Linked DNA regions of Homo sapiens: region 2 is linked to region 1. The links are chromatin loops, found by intact Hi-C in ENCODE. Cell type or tissue: IMR-90. All regions are shown on one strand. Region 1 holds the start of LOC105376577 (a long non-coding RNA gene). Region 2 overlaps TSG101 (tumor susceptibility 101).

Evidence for each region. Peaks named below come from ENCODE experiments on the same cell type or tissue, not always from the same donor. Only the 100,000 strongest peaks of a DNase experiment are listed, where the experiment ranks them.
Region 2: it touches region 1 in a loop (2.2-fold over the local background); 5 of 110 quality-filtered maps call a loop at or near these places.

The regions. Positions count from the first base shown.
Region 1 is chr11:18,346,640-18,349,139 of GRCh38, reverse strand. GTF2H1 (general transcription factor IIH subunit 1) reads right to left here. Exons shown (of 15, transcript NM_005316.4): 8 at 1,425-1,552; 9 at 1,221-1,308. LOC105376577 (a long non-coding RNA gene) reads right to left here and starts at 23. Exons shown (of 2, transcript XR_007062611.1): 1 at 1-23. In IMR-90, no CTCF peak of the experiment used is centred here; a DNase peak (open chromatin) is centred at 1,179; H3K27ac peaks cover 572 bases.
Region 2 is chr11:18,503,741-18,506,240 of GRCh38, reverse strand. The region is part of intron 6 of TSG101 (tumor susceptibility 101); the gene reads left to right. Among named protein-coding and RNA genes, the nearest start is that of TSG101, 22 kb to the left of the region's middle. In IMR-90, no CTCF peak of the experiment used is centred here; no DNase peak of the experiment used is centred here.

The DNA of each region.
Region 1 (2,500 bases):
GCGGATCACATGAGGCCAGGAGTTCAACACCAGCCTGGCCAATATGGCAAAACTCCGTCTCTACTAAAAATACAAAAATTAGCTAGGTATGGTGGTGCACGCCTGTAATCCCAGCTACTCCGGAGGCTGAGGCAGAAGAATTGCTTGAATCCAGGAGGCAGACGTTGCAGTGAGCCGAGATTGCAGTGAGCTGAGATTGCACCACTGCACTCCAGCCTGGGTGACAGAGCAAGACTCTGTCTCAAAAAAACAAACAATAACAACAACAAAAACATTAAATTACTGAAATAAATGAAAGAAATTAAGACTTACCCATACTCTCTTTATTGAAAGATAACCGTTTAGCATATTCATTTGAAGGCCCTTTTAAAGCTCACAAACTATTTTTTTTGTGTGTAAAACTGTACTGTACAATCTGTTCAGTGAACTCTTTGATGCAATATTATCATTAATGCTTTCAAAATAATGAACAGTTGCATCAATCTCTATTGTATTAATGCAACACAGATAACAGAATCCTTGCTACTGTCTTTATTATGATACTGTAATGAATATTTCTATCTAAATCTTAGTATACATCTTTCTTAAGAAATAAATGTCCACAAGTAGAACTAAGGGTGTAAAGCTTTAAACATTTAATACACATTGCCTGACTGCTCTCTAAGAAAGCTTTATCATAATTAGGAAGGGAGGTACAAAATAGCGTGGCAAAGTTGCAGGAGAAGAATAAATACACAAGCAGCTAATTCTGTCCATCCTTCTCCACACCCTCAAATGATTTCTTCAATATTTAATGAGAAGACACTTTCAGCTCTGAAATGCTAGGTTTAACATGAGGGCCAATTCACTTTCTTTGAAAAATCATATACATGAAACTTCGGTTTTTCTGTCATATTGCCTCTGTTGAATGAAGATTTTATTCCCAGAGAACAAAATCACATATAAGAACAATCTGTATGTATGTGTACATGTGAGGAAAACAAACAAACAAACAAACAAAAAACAATAAAAATGGCTAACAGGCTAGAGTCAATGGAAAGTTGGCTGGCAAGCCAAAGCTGGGGAAATACTCTTTGTAATGCTATACACTTTAAGCCAAATGCTTAACATCTTAGTTAGAAGAACTGAGTCACAGGAAATAAGCGTATACAGTACTTGCAGTCACATAAAGTATTTGGAGAAACTTGAGCCCCAAATGGTTCATATTTTTTTGCCCATACCCTTTTGACTGCTGGCTGAAAGCAGTCTGCATCTCCGGAATTTCCATCCATGTTGCTGGGCTCACTAGTTTGTTCATTTTGTGCTTCTCTTAAAATAAAGGGGAAAAAAAAGTTAACGTTAAAAACCACAAGCAAAACAACACCACAACTCCATCTGGATATCCTGAAAAGCCCAGTTACTGCACCTCTGCATTTATACTTAACTGTTTTCTGAGTCCAGCTGCCAGGACCATGGCACTGTGATGGTTAAATCTCTTGATGATGGCAGCATTACTATTCTCTTTTATGGATTTAGAATTGGAAGCAGATGGCACAGAGGAAATGCCATAGCCCTGTGAGAAATAATAGATTAAAAATTTTTTAAAAAGGTTCTGCTTTTCTTATTATAAGACACGCTTAGCTGAAAAAATTTGCTGGATGATGGGACTTTTATTACTTCTCACGAACATTAAATATTTATGAACAAACATTTAAAAACAAGTGACATTATGCACATAAAAGATTAACAAATAGCACTAACTCGTTTTAGCATTACAAAATACATCTTAAACTGAATTTCTCTCTGTTTTTGAGATGGAGTCCCGCTCTGTTGCTCAGGCTGGAGTGCAACCTTCGCCTCCTGCATTCAAGTGATTCTCTTGCCTCAGCCTCCTGAGAAGCTGGGATTACAGGCGCCTGCCACCACGCCCGGCTAATATTTTGTATTTTTAGTAGAGATGGGGTTTCACCATGCTGGTCAGACTGGTCTTGAACTCCTGACCTCAAGTGATCCGCCCACCTTGGCCTCCCAAAGTGCTGGGATTACAGGTGTGAGCCACCGTGCGTGGTCTGCATTTCTCTTTTAAAGAACAATTTGGATCTAGTTATCAAAACGTTAAATAAAAGCAATAGAGTCAGGATACCTGTAATCCCAGCACTCTGGGAGGCCAAGGTGGGCGAGTCACCTGAGGTCAGGAGTTCAAAACTAGCCCGGCCAACATGGTGAAACCTCATCTCTATCAAAAATACAAAAATTAGCCAGGTATGGTGGCACACACCTGTAATCCCAGCTGTTGGGGAGGCTGAGTGAGGCAGGAGAATCACTTGAACCCAGGAGGCAGAGGTGGCAGTGAGCTGAGATTGCACCACTGCACTCCAGCCTGGGTGACAGAGTGAGACTGTCTCAAAAAAAAAAAAAAAAAAAAAAGTAAATAAAAAGAATAGAATATAGTGAGAAAAACACTGACTATGGATTCAGAAAGATAAAGAGTCAAATTCTTTTTCTAACGTTAATCTAGGCA
Region 2 (2,500 bases), 160 kb before region 1:
AACCCATTTCTTTCCTCTTTAAAATAAAAATGCAGCCCAGGAGCTGCTTTTCTGTAGATTGAAAGAAACTCCTTTCAAATTATACACACACACCTTAAAATTCTAGCAATAAGGCCGGGTGTGGTAGCTCACACCTGTAATCTTACCCAGCACTTTCGGAGGCCGATGCAGGCGGATCACCTGAGGTCCTGAGGTCAGGAGTTCGAGACCAGCCTGGCCAACAGAGTGAAACCCCATCTCTACTAAAAATACAAAATTAGCCAGGCATGGTGGCACATGCCTGTAATCCCAGCTCTTTGGGAGGCTGAGGTAGGAGAATTGCTTGAACCCAGGAGGCAGAGGTTGCAGTGAGCCGAGATCGCGCCATTACACTCCACCCTGGGCGACAGAGCAAAACTCTCTCTCAAACAAACAAAACCCCACAACCTATCTTTTCTATACATTGCAGGAATCAATTAATGGTTCAGATAATGGGGTCAAACTTGTCGCATGATATTTACTTATTCAGTTCATAGACTACCTGTACTATCAACCTTTATTATCCATTTAGTAATAACATAGGTAACTAAATTAAATTAACAATGAAATCAGTCTGTTAACACACGCTAGAAAGTCAATGATAAATAATTACTAACCCATGTTTTAAATGTGTACTTGTTTCAGTGGTAATCTAGGAGTACTCTCCAAAGGTGGTCTATGGGCTAACTTAAAATCCCACCCAGCACTTTGGGAGGCCGAGGTAGGGATTGCTTGAGCCCAGAAGTTGGAGACCAGCCTGGGCAACATAGTAGACCTCATTTCTACAAAAAAAATTAAAATTAGCCAGGCATGGTGGTGTGAACCTGTAGTCCCAGCTACTTGGGAGGGTGAGGTGGAAGGATCACTTGAGCCTACAGATCGAGGATGCAATGAGCCGTAATTGCACCACTGTACTCCAGTCTGGCCAACAGAGTGAGAACCTGTCTCAAAAAAAAAAAAAAGATTGGCATATACTGATGCCAAGATGAGACTTCCAGCTGCTCTAACAATTAGCAAGGAAAATTTAACTCTACTAAGTCTTCTTAGTTTCATATAACCCAGTCATAATCCTCATGGATAAATGCAGCCAGATTTCTGAACACATGTCATAGGTAAATATATATATGTACATATATAATATCTAGGATCTTGAAAGTTAATTTAGCAAACACTTCATTTCTGGGTTGTCTTAATTTCACAACTTTTTAGAAGGTAATAAGCATTCTGTCACTTTGGATAGGTAAGCAGAGATTAGAAGAACATTTGTCAGGGACAATAGAGAAAGATTCCTTTGGTAGTAATATATAAGCAGGTTATTCATTTTAGATTTCTTGAGGCCCTAAATTTTCTGATTAAGTTCTAGAAATGGAATCCTACCTGAAGCCTTGAAATTACAAGGCTACTGAACAATTGCTAGTAAAAAGCAGCTTTGGACATAGAGGGAATAATTGTTGAAGGTACACTATGGAAATGGACTTCTGAACAATAAAGCTACAGATGGAGATTTCTCTGAAGTTAATATCTGTAGGCTTAGAAGAGTTTTATACCAAGTTACAAAAAAATTCAGCAATGTGATCACATTATCTTTGCAAAGGTATGCAAAATGGGAGAAACTCCAGAAAAAAAGAGCAGTTTATCCCAGTTTTCAGAAAGGTGGATTTAGAAATTTCAGTAGGATTGACATTTCTTTACAGCATTATAGCATGGATTACTGAAGAGACTAGAAACAAAAGTACTGTGTTCAGTAGCCTCCAGCATGTGTCCACTAGGAACAAAAATGCTTTCTTTTTTTTTTGTCTGATTTTGCTTTTATACTGATATATAAGAGAAGTACCATGATTACATTGAATCTTCAGCAAGTCATATATAAAACTTAGTTGAGGACAAGTTATAAAGTGGAAGCTGATAATACAAATAGGAGAATCTTTGAACCACTGCATTGAAAAAGGATTATTGACGATAAACTCAGAAGGAGCTCTTGCTCCAGTGTCCTAGGCTAGCTTTTTTTTTTTTTTTTTTTTTGAGATGGGGGCTTCACTCTGTTGCCCAGGCTGGAGTGCAGTGGCATAATCTCAGCTACTGTAGCCTTGACCTCCTGGGCTCAGGTGATCTTTCAACTTCAGCCTCCCAAGTAGCTGGGACTACAGGTGTGTGCCCCTACACCTAGCTAATTTTTCTATTTTTGTAGAAATGGTTTCGCCATGTTGTCTAGGCTTGCCTTGAACTCCTGGACTCAAGTGATCTACCTGCCTCAGCCTCCCAAAGTGCTAGGATTACAGGTGTGATCCACTGCACCCAGCCTGGGCTAGCTCTTTTTAATCAGTAATTTTAATGCGCTTGTAAAAGGCAAATGTCATAGAATTGATAATTATAGCTAAAATAGGATTAATTGAGATTTATTGTCTAACTAACCAGGTGGCCAGTAATCATCCTATTCTAATTTTCTTCTTCGTTGTAAGGGAAACACTGACTAGTAAGCATT